Regions from separate parts of the Homo sapiens genome. Here region 1 is linked to region 2. The links are chromatin contacts, found by Hi-C or POLR2A ChIA-PET in ENCODE. All regions are on one chromosome and are shown on one strand. The core of a region is the stretch at or near the end of the contact, and the rest is flanking DNA. Distances in the headings are between cores, read along the strand shown. Region 1 overlaps KCP (kielin cysteine rich BMP regulator). Region 2 holds the start of OPN1SW (opsin 1, short wave sensitive).

Region 1 (6,988 bases), core at 4,223-6,722, 110 kb before region 2:
AAGGGGAGAAAGTTTGCCTTTTGGCCAATCCAAACCCCGCCCCCCTCACGACTGCTTTGCCCCCTGGGCTTGGCCTGTGACCCCCCAGCCCCCACGCTAGATCTTTGAGATCTTGGATGCATAACAGGCCCAAGCTCAGAGCCTATGACCACTGCCCTCTCATCCCTTTCTGTCCCTCCCCTCGGCCTCTCTGTCTCTTCTCTGAAAGGCTGTGAGTACCTGGGGGAGTCCTACCTGAGTAACCAGGAGTTCCCAGACCCCCGAGAACCCTGCAACCTGTGTACCTGTCTTGGAGGCTTCGTGACCTGCGGCCGCCGGCCCTGTGAGCCTCCGGGCTGCAGCCACCCACTCATCCCCTCTGGGCACTGCTGCCCGACCTGCCAGGGTAGAGCCACACCTGCCCTTCCATTCCCCCTGCTGGGGCTCCCGGGGTGCCTTTCTCACCGATTCCACTTTCCTCCCAGCCCTCCCACTGCCTGCCGCTCCACCATACTTTTCTCTCACTCTCCGACTCCCTCACCTTTGATAGAGGTCCCGGGCACGGCTGTGTGTTTGTATGTATGTGTGTGTGTATGTGTGGCTCTGTGTGTGTGTGGCTGTGTATGTGTGTGTGTCTGTATGTGTGTGTGTGTGTCTGGCTGTGTGTGTGTGGCTCTGTGTGTGTGTGGCCGTGTGTATATGTGTGTGTATGTATGTGTTGCTGTATGTGTGTATGTGTGTATCTGTGTGTGGCTGTGTGTGTTGGCCTGTGTGGGTGTATCTGTGTATCTGTGTGTGTGTGTTGCTCTGTGTGTGTGTGGCCGTGTGTATATGTGTGTGTATGTGTTGCTGTATGTGTGTATGTGTGTATCTGTGTGTGGCTGTGTGTGTTGGCCTGTGTGTTTGGGTGTATCTGTGTATGTGTGTGTGTGTGTGTGTGTTGCTCTGTGTGGGTGTATCTGTGTGTGTGTGTTGCTCTGTGTGTGTGACAGTGTATGTGTGTCTGTGTACGTGTGTGTGTGACCGTATGTGTGTCTGTGTATCTGTGTGTGTGGCTGTGTATCTGTGTGTGTATGTGTGACTGTGTGTATATGTGTGTTTGTGTGGCTGTGTATGTGTGTGTGGCCCTGTGTGTGTGTGTGTGTGTGTATGGCTGTAGCTGTGTGTATGTGGGTATGTGTGTGTGTGTCTGTATTTGTGTCTGTGTATGTGGGATGTGTGTGTGTGTGTGTGTATGTGTGTGTGTGGCTGTGTGTGGGTGTGTATGTGGGGGGGTCTCTGTGTGTGGGTGTGTGTGCATCTGTGTATGTGGGGATGTGTGTGTGGCTATGTGTTTGTATGGCTGTGTGTGTGGGTGTGTATGTGTATGTGTGTGCGTGGCTATGTGTATGTTTGTGTGGCTGTGTGTAGGTGGGTATGTGTGTATGTGTGTGTGTGTGTGTGTATGTGGCTGTGTATATGGGTATGTGTGTATGTGGGTGCGTGTATGTGTGTGTGTGGCTGTGTGTTTATGTGTGTGTGTATGAGAGTGTGGGTGTGGCTGTGTGTGTCTATGGCTGTGTGTGTATATGGGTATATGTGTGTATGTGTGTGTGTGGCTGTATGTATATGTGGGTGTGGTTGTGTATGTATGTGTGTGTGGCTGTGTGTGGGGGGGTGTAGGTGTGGCTGTGTGTGTATGTGTGGAGGGGGAGGGGCTGTGTGTGTATGTGACAGTGGCAGTTCTGTTGATGGCAGGTTTTCTGTTGCACTCCCACCTGCTGTGTGTATATGCGTGTATGTATGTGTGTGGCTGTGTGTGTGTATGTGGTTGTGGGTGTGGCTGTGTATATGGGTATGTGTGTGTGTGGCTATGTGTGTGTCTGTGGCTGTGGCTGTGTATGTGTGGAGGGGGAGGGGCTGTGTGTGTGTGTGACAGTGGAGGTTCTGTTGATGGCAGCTCTTCTGTTGGACTCCCCGCTCTGCCAGGATGCCGCTACCATGGCGTCACTACTGCCTCCGGAGAGACCCTTCCTGACCCACTTGACCCTACCTGCTCCCTCTGCACCTGCCAGGTGAGGCAGCCCCTTTAGGACCTTGGTAACCTTTCCTCCCTTGATACTCCTCTCTGGCCAGGAAGAGGCTGTCTCCTCCACTCAGGTGGCAAGGGCTACACTCTGCCCTTCACATCTCATGGGACAGGACTGGGCTCAGGTGTCCCGGGCCAAGGGAGGGTGTTTGGGCCCCTGCAGGCTCAGTAGGGGCTCCAGCCCTGGGGAAATGTGCAGTCCAGTTGAGGGTGTGATGGGCCTCTCTCCCCCAGGAAGGTTCCATGCGCTGCCAGAAGAAGCCATGTCCCCCAGCTCTCTGCCCCCACCCCTCTCCAGGCCCCTGCTTCTGCCCTGTTTGCCACAGTGAGCTGCCTTCCTCATGCGCGGCCCCCATGCCCTTCCCCGCCTCTCCCTCCCCCTTCCCTTCCTGCCAGGCCTAAGGCTGGGCCGAGCAGGGCAGGGTGGCACAGGCCCCCCACCCAGGAGGTGTGTCCCCCACAGGCTGTCTCTCTCAGGGCCGGGAGCACCAGGATGGGGAGGAGTTTGAGGGACCAGCAGGCAGCTGTGAGTGGTGTCGCTGTCAGGTATAGCAGGAGGTGGGGGGTGTGGAGTGACAGCTGGACCATAGCACCTCTGGGCCCCAGCCTAGGCAGCGAGCCAGTGTCCCTGCATCTCCTACAGGCTGGCCAGGTCAGCTGTGTGCGGCTGCAGTGCCCACCCCTTCCCTGCAAGCTCCAGGTCACCGAGCGGGGGAGCTGCTGCCCTCGCTGCAGAGGTATGGCCGCCTGTAGCCCTACCCCTTGCTTCAGCCCCTTGGCCCTGTGTCCCTCTGTCCACCCCACCTCCCTCCCCTCAGCCAGCTCTTCTCCCACCTCCCTGCCCCAACAACTGGCCCTTGCATACACCCTTGCCACCTTCAGCTTCTCCTACCTCTCCCTGTCCGGGACTGCCCAGACCATCCCTCTTCCAGGTGCTGGTTAGAGTTCCCTCAAAGCTGCCTGTCTTGGGCTGGGTGCAGCGGCTCACATTTGCAATCCCAGCACTTTGGGAGGCCAAGGTGGGAGGATCACTTGAACCCAGGAGTTTGAGGCTGCAGTGAGCTGCATTTGCACCACTGTGCTCCAGCCTGGGCAACAAAGAAGACTCTGTCTAAAAAATAAAACAAAAAGCTGCCCCTCTTCCTAACCACACCCCATTCATCATCATCATCATCATCACCACCATCATCATCATCATCAAGATACCTGACATTCAGTGAGCAGGTAGCATGTGCCAGGCCCTGAGCACTTTACGTGTATTATCTCATTTAATCAGCACAACAACTTACCAGATAAGCACTCTTAGTCCTCCTATTTTACAGACGAGAAAGTGGAGGTACAGAGAGGTAGAGAAGGTGGCAGAGTCAAGATGGACACTTGGACCATCTGGCTCTGAACTTGAGCCTTTCTTAGCCTGCCCACTGCCCCCTCGTCCCACACCCTGCGCAGTGTGGTGGTGTTTCTACAGAACCACAGAACTGTCATAGCATTTCACTTGCTCTGGGAGGGAGGCAGGACAGAGGAAATCCCCATTTAACAGATGAGGAGACTGAGGCCCGGAGAGACTGAGTTACCTTGGGCACATGGTTAGCGATGGAGCCATTCACCTGGTCCACATGCATTTATGACACAGCTGCTGCATGCCAGGTCTGTGGCCGGTGCGGGCTGCACTGGGCAGTGCCTGCTGCCTGGAGCTTGGTCTTGAGAGCAGGTAGGAACAGAACAGGATTAGAACCCAGGTGTTCTGAACCCCTCCCAGTGCCTTTCCCCTCCACAACAGACAGGAGTTCTGCCCCATCGCACCTTCCCGCCATATCCCTGCAAACTCACTCCTGGCGCCACGTGCCTAGCTGACCACTGAGGGTGGGGGCCAGGAGCAGATGTCCAGATCTCAACCTCCGAGCTCGTCCCTGCCCACTTTGCACCACAGGCTGCCTGGCTCATGGGGAAGAGCACCCCGAAGGCAGTAGATGGGTGCCCCCCGACAGTGCCTGCTCCTCCTGTGTGTGTCACGAGGGCGTCGTCACCTGTGCACGCATCCAGTGCATCAGCTCTTGCGCCCAGCCCCGCCAAGGGCCCCATGACTGCTGTCCTCAATGCTCTGGTACTGGAAGCCTGGGGCGGGAGGGGAAAGGCGAGGAGGGAGCCCTGGGCCCACACCTCCCTGCCGCTGCTGGGCCGGGTGGCAGAGACAGGCAGTTGGAGAAGTGGCCTCCGTCCTTGTGCACACTCCACTCCCTGGGATCAGGGGGAGGCTGGAGATAGAGGACTCCACCCCTGCCTCGCTGCCAGCCTGAAGGACCCCTGGTCCCGTTCTGCTCTCACTCCACCCCAAAGACTGTGAGCATGAGGGCCGGAAGTACGAGCCTGGGGAGAGCTTCCAGCCTGGGGCAGACCCCTGTGAAGTGTGCATCTGCGAGGTAGGTGAGGGCACAGTGGTGGGGCTGGGGCACCTCGTCGGGGGGGAGTGGGCAGCATGGGATGAGGCCCAGCCAAGCTGGTCACTGCATGGAGCAGGCACTCTGGGGGCCAAAGGAGTGTATCCCTGTGGCCAGGAGACAAGGCAGGGTTGGGGCCAACAGGGCCAGGAGGTCTGGGTTTAGACAAGGAGCGCAGGTTCCAAGTGTGCAGGAGGCCGTAGGTGGCCCCCCTGGCTGCAGTGCAGGGCGGGTGTGTATGGCCGGAGAGCCACCTGGGACGTGGCTAGGGGTCATATTGTGGAGATTCTATTTGCAAGGCCATGGAAGGGCTTGGAGCAGGCAAATGACATCACAGGTCAGGGTACTAAGCCATGGGCCTGGGGAGGAGGATGGCATGAGCCTGCCGGAGGATCAAAGGTCACATGAGGGCTCAGGCCCAAGTGACTTAAAGGAGAAGGAGACATCATCTCAGAGACTAGGGCATGGGGTGAGGAGCACGTCTAGAAGACACTGAGTCTCTCTTCAGCCTTGAGTTCAGGGCCCAAGACATGTCCCGGAAGAGGCTGCAGCAGGCAGAGGGAGGGGCCGGAAGTCCCGGCCAAGGGCAGCTCTGGGTTTTTGTGGCCCAGGACCCACCGCTGCTCACTCATTCTTGTAGCCACAGCCTGAGGGGCCTCCCAGCCTTCGCTGTCACCGGCGGCAGTGTCCCAGCCTGGTGGGCTGCCCCCCCAGCCAGCTCCTGCCCCCTGGGCCCCAGCACTGCTGTCCCACCTGTGCCGGTGAGTCCAGGGATGTGGGGGTAGATGAGATATGAGGTTAGGGCTGCCACCCCCTGCCGCCCTTCCTCACCAGTCCCAGCCCCAGATTCTTCCTGACTCCAGTGGACTGTTCTGGAACCCTATGCCTGGCCGGCGAGGGCTGCACCATCCCTAAGGGAACTGGGGAAGCTGACAGGAACCCTTTGCCTCTCCGCAGCTGGGTGCAGTTTGTGGAGCATCTTGGCCAGCAGGTGGCGCTGCAGGGCGACAGTTGTGCTGAGACGTGAGGCCCAGGCAGGCAGGGGGTAGCCCAGCCACAGGGGTGGGCGAGCTTTTTTTGTTGTCGTTGTTAGAGTAAAAATTTATTAAGATTGGGGGGAAAAGTAAAGAAACAGTTTTATTTTTATTACAAATATTGAAAGATGGCCAATTTCTGTCTCCTGGATTTAATAGTTGTTTACCTAACACAGCCATTTTACATTTGTTGTGGAGGGAATTTTTTTCTGTTTCTGGTCCTATACCAACACTGAAATGATAACCTACCTTTGCAATACAGGTGAACGTTATCCTTACATAGAAAAAACAGGCCGAGGTTGGTAGCTCACGCCTGTAATCCCAGCACTTTGGGAGGCCAAGGTGGGAGGATCACAAGGTCAAGAGATCGAGACCATCCTGGCCAACATGGTGAAACCCCGTCTCTACTAAAAATACAAAAATTAGCTGGGCATGATGGGGCATGCCTGTAGTCCCAGCTACTCGGGAGGCTGAGGCAGGAGGATAGCTTGAACCCGGGAGGCAGAGGTTGCAGTGAGCTGAGATGGTGCCACTACACTGCAACCTGGCAACAGAGCGAGATTCTGTCTCAAAAAAAAAAAAAGAAAGAAAAAACATACTTTTTTTTTTAATGATAATCCTATTTTCTCCAATTTGGTTTTTTTATTTGGGTTTTGGTTTTTTTGAGACGGAGTCTCGCTTTGTCGCACAGGCTGGAGTGCGGTGGCACAATCTCGGCTCACTGCAACCTCTGGATTCGAGGGATTCACCTGCCTCAGCCTCCCGAGTAGCTGGGATTATAGGCATGCGCCATCAAGCCTGGCTAATTTTTGTATTTTTAGTAGAGATGGGGTTTTAACATGTTGGCCAGGCTGGTCTCGAACTCCTGACCTCAGGTGATCCACCCGCCTCAGCCTCCGAAAGAGCTGGATTACAGGTGTGAGCCACCTCGCCGACTTTTCTGTTTTTTGTTTGTTTGTTTGTTTGTTTGTTTTTTATGGTGGTAAGACACTAAAATGTACAATCCTAACCATTTTTAAGTGTACAGTTTGTGGTATTAAATACGTTCATAATGCTGTGCAGTCATCCCTGGCATCCATCAGGGAGGGCTGCTCTGATCAACACTTGCTAGGGGGTGCTTCAGGGGAAGGGAAGAAGACTAACATTGATTAAGCACCTGTTCCATGCCACAGACTGTACTTGGTGCTCTTAATAAAGTCTCTCGCTTCATTTTCATAGTTACCCAGTGAGGGAAGTATTATTAATCTCTTTTTACAGATTAAGAAACTGAGGCTCAGAGAGGTGGATTAATCCAACCTAATAAGCACAGGCACTGAGTGCTGGCATCAGGATTCGAACCCGGGATGCCTGGCTGTGTGCTTCCCTGCGCAGTTGTAGCCACACTGTATTACAGATAGCGGGAGGGAGAGCAGGCCGCAGACTGGCCATTTTTAGTGACCTCAGGCTAAGGAAGCCATGGTTGGTCTGTT
Region 2 (6,663 bases), core at 1,712-4,211:
AGTTTGAGAACAGCCTGGCCAAAATGGTGAAACCCTGTCTCTACTAAAAATGCAAAAATTAGCTGGGCATGGTGGCACAGACCTGTAATCCCAGCTACATGGGAGACTGAGGCAAGAGAATCACTTGAACCCAGGAGATGGAGGTTGCAGTGACCTGAGATTGGCTCAGATCCTACTGAGGAGATGCTGGAGACAGGAGAGAACTATTTTGTTTTGCTTCAGGTTTCATTGATTTTTCTCCATTCTTTATTCATTTTTAATTTCAATGTTTTCTGCTCTGCTTTTTAGTATCTGCCCCTATTTATTTTAGATTTGATTCACCCTTTCAGCTTCTCAAGGTGAAAGTTTAAATTTTAAACATTTATTGTCTAGTATAAATACTTAAAGCTATAAATTTTTCTCTAAGTACTGCTTTAGCTGACTCCTTCAATTTCTAATACTTTTTTGTTGTTATTCAGCTGAAATTCTTTCAGTTTTTCCTTATGATTTCTCTTTTGACTCACAGGATATTTAGATGTATATTGCTTATTCATAAGTGTTTGGGGGATTTTCCAGATATCTTTTTGTTATTGATCTATCTGTAAGTTCACTGATCCTTTCTTCTGCTGTCCAATCTGCTGTTCAGCCATCTAGTAAATTCTTCATTTGACATGTTGTAGTTTTCAGTTCTGGAATTTCCATTTGGCTATTTTATTTTTCCCATTCTTCTGCTGAGATCCATTAACTCACGATGATCATTTTTTTCCTTCCAGTTCTTGAATATATTTATATCGCTGTTTGAAGTTTTTCCTGCTGGTGCCAACTTCTTGGGTCATCTCAGGTTCTGTTTCTATTGCTTGCTTTTTCTTTTGGCTATGACTCATATTTTCCTGTGGGTTTTTTTTTTCTTTCACACGCCTTTTAATTTTTCATTGTATATTAGACATTGTAGATAGTGAACTTTAGAAACTGGGTTATCTTCCATTGAGGGGTGTTGATTTTTGTTCTAATAAGCAATTAACTTACTAGTTGATCACCTTGAACCCGCTGAGGCTTGGTTTTATCTTTTGCTAGTATGAGTCAGCTTTGGCTTTGACCTTACTCTCAGAACAAATATTTAGTCCTGGGATATAGATTTTAGCTCTATGGTGTGGCCTTTTGGGAGTTTCAAGTAGAAAGCCCTAAGTGTTTACCCAGACCCTCTGACTTGGGATTCAAATTCAAACTCTTTCTCTGCTACAGTGGGTAACAGTCAAAATCTGCTTAGCTCTTTCAGACCTCCAGTGGTTGTCTTTTACTGGGCTCTTGGAAATTCCTCCATCCACAGTTCAGCAGTCAGCCTATGATTTGAGGGGAGTTTATATGCAGATTTAAAGACTTTGCCTTCTGTGGCTTCTTTCATTCCAGGAAATCCACCTTCAGCTGTTCTGGAGTCCCAAACTGTCCTCTGTCTCCTGTCCTCTGTCCTCTGACTCTTCAAGCCAAAAAAGGCTGGGGCTTTCTGCTCAAGTTCTAGCTATCCTGTGCCATTTATACTCGGGAGTACACTCAGGGAAAAAAAAAAACAACAATGTAGATGGTTCTTTTCATTGAAGAGTTGAGTTCCTTTCAGTTTCTGCCTGCTTTGGATACTTTAGGTGTTTTCAAAAAGTTGTTTTTCATATTGTGTCCAGTTTACAATTTTTTTGCCTAAGGGGGCATTCATCTAATAAACTATTCTGCCATTACTGGACCATCCTTTCACTTTTAAACTTACTTATACCTAAAGTGTGTCACTTTTAACTCATCTATATATATAGTCTCGCTCTGTCCCACAGGCTGGAGTGCAGTGGCGTGATCTCGGCTCACTGCAGGCTCCGCCTCCCGGGTTCACGCCATTCTCCTGCCTCAGCCTCCCAAGTAGCTGGGACTACAGGCGCCCACCACCACACCCAGCTAATTTTTTGTATTTTTAGTAGAGACGGGGTTTCACCGTTAGCCAGGATGGTCTCGATCTCCTGACCTTGTGATCCACCCATCTCAGCCTCCCAAAGTGCTGGGATTACAGGCTTGAGCCACCACGCCCGGCCAACTCATCTATATATTTATGATCTGCTGAGGTGGAAAAGATTCATTCATAAAGCCTAAAGTGTAGTACTGAGTACAAGTGCAGGTGGAACTTAAAGCAGAGTTGGTGTCACTGGGGTGGGCTGCACAGAAGAGGTGTTTGTGAGGTAGGCTGTGAGGGCTAGATAAGACTTCAATGAACAGACAGGAGGAAGACTGTGGCGACTTGTTGAGCTAAGGGTAGGGGTAGGCATGAACATGGCGTAAGGACAGTGAACAGACCCACCTCCCTGGCTGGAGGTCTGAGTAGGAAAGGCACACTCTTTGAGTAGATTCAACACAAAGAAATGGAGGCAGCCTGGCTCAGGGATGCCCTAGACCTCTAGGCATTGTCAAGTTGCCTAAGTCCTGTTCCATCAAGGCTGTTTACTGATGTGCTTCCAGGGCACTCCCCACTCCCAGCCCTTTCCTGCAGCCCAGGGCTGGTTCCTAGCCTCTCAGCAGACTTAAGATGGGCACCTTCCACAAAGGGGCAGATGAGTTGAGGAAAACTTAACTGATACAGTTGTGCCAGAAGCCAAAATAAGAGGCGTGCCCTTTCTATAGCCCCATTAAAAGAACAAAAAAGTGGAAGCATCTTCAGTGAATATGGGTCAGCACCTCCCAGACCTCAGGGAGTCCACTTCTGTTCATCCCAGCACCCAGCATTGCATATCCAGATTATTTGAGCCCAATCTCTTATCCTCTGAAGAACACAATCGGCTTTGGGGCCACAAAAGGTTTAGGTAGTGGTTTAGGGATTTCTAATCCCAAACTTTGTCCTTGGGAGGTTTAGGATTAGTATTGATCATTCACAGAGCCCAAGTGTTTTTAGAGGAGGGGTTTTGTGGGGTGGGAGGATCACCTATAAGAGGACTCAGAGGGGGGTGTGGGGCATCCATGAGAAAAATGTCGGAGGAAGAGTTTTATCTGTTCAAAAATATCTCTTCAGTGGGGCCGTGGGATGGGCCTCAGTACCACATTGCCCCTGTCTGGGCCTTCTACCTCCAGGCAGCTTTCATGGGCACTGTCTTCCTTATAGGGTTCCCACTCAATGCCATGGTGCTGGTGGCCACACTGCGCTACAAAAAGTTGCGGCAGCCCCTCAACTACATTCTGGTCAACGTGTCCTTCGGAGGCTTCCTCCTCTGCATCTTCTCTGTCTTCCCTGTCTTCGTCGCCAGCTGTAACGGATACTTCGTCTTCGGTCGCCATGTTTGTGCTTTGGAGGGCTTCCTGGGCACTGTAGCAGGTACTGCAGGGGAAAAAGGGGTTAGGGGAAGGCAAAGGTTGCTACTCCACTGGAGGGGGTTCCTAAAGAGGAGTCTGGGGGAAATGAGTCTGGTGCTTTTTAAAATACTGGGGTACAAAGCAACCCAGACTAGAAGTTTGGCTAAAATAGGATGTTTGAGTCTTCACTCCAAATGTCAGTCCAGCCCTGTCTCTCTGTGCTTGCTCCACCCGATCTGTTTGCCACTCTGCCAGCCAGGCTGGGTGGGGCTCTGTCTAGCCCATTATCCTCACATTTCACCACAGGTCTGGTTACAGGATGGTCACTGGCCTTCCTGGCCTTTGAGCGCTACATTGTCATCTGTAAGCCCTTCGGCAACTTCCGCTTCAGCTCCAAGCATGCACTGACGGTGGTCCTGGCTACCTGGACCATTGGTATTGGCGTCTCCATCCCACCCTTCTTTGGCTGGAGCCGGTGAGAGTGCAGGGCAGTGGTGCTGAGTTAACTAGGAGCTCAGGTTGATGTGGGTGGAAAGAGAGCTTGGGTATAACTATTTAGTCTTTGACCTCTACTTTTAAAGAGTTGCAATATGAGGCGAAAGGGCAGTGGGAGACAAGTGCTAACGTTTACTCTGCAGTTGGAATTGCTGTAGCTTCTCCCAGTCAGGACAGAAAACCCCCCTGCTTGAAGCCTTAGGGCATTCCGTGGGTTCTAAGTGGAGAACACAATCCAGGCATCTCAGCTCCCACTGCACTCTTGTGGAGAGTCCAGTGAGCAAGTGTTTGGTCCTTTGCAGGTTCATCCCTGAGGGCCTGCAGTGTTCCTGTGGCCCTGACTGGTACACCGTGGGCACCAAATACCGCAGCGAGTCCTATACGTGGTTCCTCTTCATCTTCTGCTTCATTGTGCCTCTCTCCCTCATCTGCTTCTCCTACACTCAGCTGCTGAGGGCCCTGAAAGCTGTGAGTGGCATTTGATAGTCAGGGAAGAAGGGGTTCGGGGCTCCACATGAGAAGGAAGAGTGCTCTGAAACATAAGATGCCTGGAAATGTCCATAGCCAGAGAGGGTATCTAAAAGCAGCAAAGGAAGTAGGAGGAGGGAGAATGATGGAGATCCAAAGGAACTAGGCCAGGAGATGGGACAGAAAAGAGGCAATCAGAGTGGATGCCCCCTCCCCCATCCCACAGAAAAGCATCCAGAGACCGGGCGCAGTGGCTCACGCCTATAATCCCAGCACTTTGGGAGGCCGAAGCAGACGGATCACCTGAGGTCAATAGTTCCAGACCAGCCTGGCCTACATGGCAAAATGCTAAAATGCGAAAATTAGCTGGGCATGGTGGTGTGTGCTTGTAACCCCAGCTACTCAGGAGGCTGAGACAAAAGAATCACTTGAACCCGGGAGGTGGAGGTTCAGTGAGCCGAGACTGCACCACTGCAACTCCAGCCTGGGCAACAGAGCGAGACTCGGTCTCAAAAAGAAAATTAAAAATTAAAAATTAAAAAAAAAAAAAAAAAGCATCCAGAGGGCCAGGAAAAAGAGAGATGTGATGCTTTCCGTGCTCCACCCCAGGTTGCAGCTCAGCAGCAGGAGTCAGCTACGACCCAGAAGGCTGAACGGGAGGTGAGCCGCATGGTGGTTGTGATGGTAGGATCCTTCTGTGTCTGCTACGTGCCCTACGCGGCCTTCGCCATGTACATGGTCAACAACCGTAACCATGGGCTGGACTTACGGCTTGTCACCATTCCTTCATTCTTCTCCAAGAGTGCTTGCATCTACAATCCCATCATCTACTGCTTCATGAATAAGCAGGTAAAGCTCTTTATTCACATTCCTATGGTCCAGAAGACCCTGGTTCTTTTCTCACCATTGACTTTTAACTCAGAGCACCCTGGACTCTACCCAGGTTTCTAGTAGACGAGGGAAGCCACAAAACCCCCGAGTAGGTTGGGAAGCCTTTGGTAAGCACAGGGAGGAAGGCACGGTTATCAAGACGAGAAAATAGAACCCCGGAGGAAAGAACTTGAGTCAGGAAAATGAAGTTGCTCCAAAGAACAGGATGAATGAAAGCATTTTATTGAAAAACTCGTGCAGCAAACCACCATGGCACACGTTTACCTATGTAACAAACCTGCACATCCTGCACATGTATCCTGGAACTTAAATAAAATTAAAAAAATAAAAATAAAAACTCAGATTCCTCTCAATTTTCAGTCCTTGCATTTAATAATTTCTTAATCATTTCCCTTCCAACTTTTAGCCTGCACGAGCATGTGTGAAGCACAGAAATCATACCACATGCAAAAATCTCTAAAATATCTTATCATCTGAAGGTACTGGGGGATTTCCTATCCCATCTGAAATCCGAGCTAATAAACACCAAACCCTAAGTGGCAAAAACCCTACTTTCAGATGGTATTGTTTCCTCAATCCCAGAGGTAGACTCAAAACTAATTTGAAACCTCCCTGGATAGAAGAGAATTGGCAGTCCTTTCCAGCTGGGAGCACCTGCTAGTAATGGAGGGGCCTCTGCTGACAGTGCTTTTATGAAGCAGGATGGTTTGTGAATTTACCAACAGTGAGGTCTCAGACTTGACCAGTTTAGGATTACCGTAGACCCAGGAGTAGTTCTAGACTGGAATCTAGATAGTTTTCAGGATGGGGAAGATAGATTCAAAACCACCTAAGGGCATTCTGGGTACAAAGCATTGTGCAAGGCTTTGGTGATACAGAGAATAAGGTCTTTTTTCCCATACTTCCTCATCTGCCAAGGTTATCTCCAATTGTACCTTTCTCTCCAGTTCCAAGCTTGCATCATGAAGATGGTGTGTGGGAAGGCCATGACAGATGAATCCGACACATGCAGCTCCCAGAAAACAGAAGTTTCTACTGTCTCGTCTACCCAAGTTGGCCCCAACTGAGGACCCAATATTGGCCTGTTTGCAACAGCTAGAATTAAATTTTACTTTTAAGTAAGTTTCTATTGTCTCCGTCAGAAACCAAACTACTAAAAACACAAAAAAGATGGTAAAAGGAGTGATGGCAGTTTGGGGAGTCAATTTTTCATTTTCTTACTATTGCCTTCTTGCCTACAAAGCTACTGTTTCCACTGGTCTATTTCAGACCACCCAAAGGCCATTTCAACAATCATCAGTTTCTACTCCTAAGTGGCACCATTCACAGCACTTGGAGAACTGATTTCTACATACAAGGCAACCAAAAAGGAATATGCTTTAAGTTTTCAGTGTATGGATACTTTCCTTTTTAGTAACTTTTTTTTTTTTTCCTGCTGGGGATCCATTCTGAGATGATATATGCTGAATTAGAACAAACTTAAGAAAACACTTTAGAAATGGGAGAGACATAAAG

What was found. Hi-C counts contacts between places; a loop is a spot of excess contacts on that map. ChIA-PET counts read pairs that join two places held with the same protein, here RNA polymerase II (POLR2A). Pooled maps may share reads with other maps.
Region 1: a loop to region 2 is called in a pooled map, with 3 times the contacts of the local background. The contact joins the enhancer-like site here to the promoter of OPN1SW in region 2. A Hi-C loop is called at or near these places in 3 of 168 maps with a recorded cell type or tissue (endothelial cell of umbilical vein, gastrocnemius medialis and testis) and 3 of 50 pooled maps. POLR2A ChIA-PET finds 5 or more read pairs at or near these places in 3 of 52 experiments (AG04450 and WTC11).

The regions. Positions count from the first base shown.
Region 1 is chr7:128,882,260-128,889,247 of GRCh38, reverse strand. KCP (kielin cysteine rich BMP regulator) reads left to right here. Exons shown (of 40, transcript NM_001366122.1): 22 at 209-385; 23 at 1,948-2,033; 24 at 2,282-2,372; 25 at 2,511-2,593; 26 at 2,691-2,784; 27 at 3,978-4,151; 28 at 4,385-4,467; 29 at 5,126-5,246. Among named protein-coding and RNA genes, the nearest start is that of SPMIP1, 19 kb to the right of the region's middle. RefSeq lists enhancers at 3,930-4,529, 4,754-5,013, 5,464-5,573 and a silencer at 5,319-5,613. Within about 2 kb of position 5,472, at least 3 of the 41 ENCODE cell types and tissues checked have a DNase peak (open chromatin) inside an H3K27ac peak, as active enhancers do.
Region 2 is chr7:128,772,092-128,778,754 of GRCh38, reverse strand. OPN1SW (opsin 1, short wave sensitive) reads left to right here and starts at 2,961. Exons shown (of 5, transcript NM_001385125.1): 1 at 2,961-3,316; 2 at 3,601-3,769; 3 at 4,092-4,257; 4 at 4,867-5,106; 5 at 6,096-6,270. The coding sequence starts at 2,974. The coding sequence ends at 6,215. CALU (calumenin) reads right to left here. Exons shown (of 7, transcript NM_001219.5): 7 at 5,355-6,663. RefSeq lists cis regulatory regions at 2,495-2,964, 1,865-2,964, 1-2,964, 1-2,964, 1,973-2,967 and 1 more.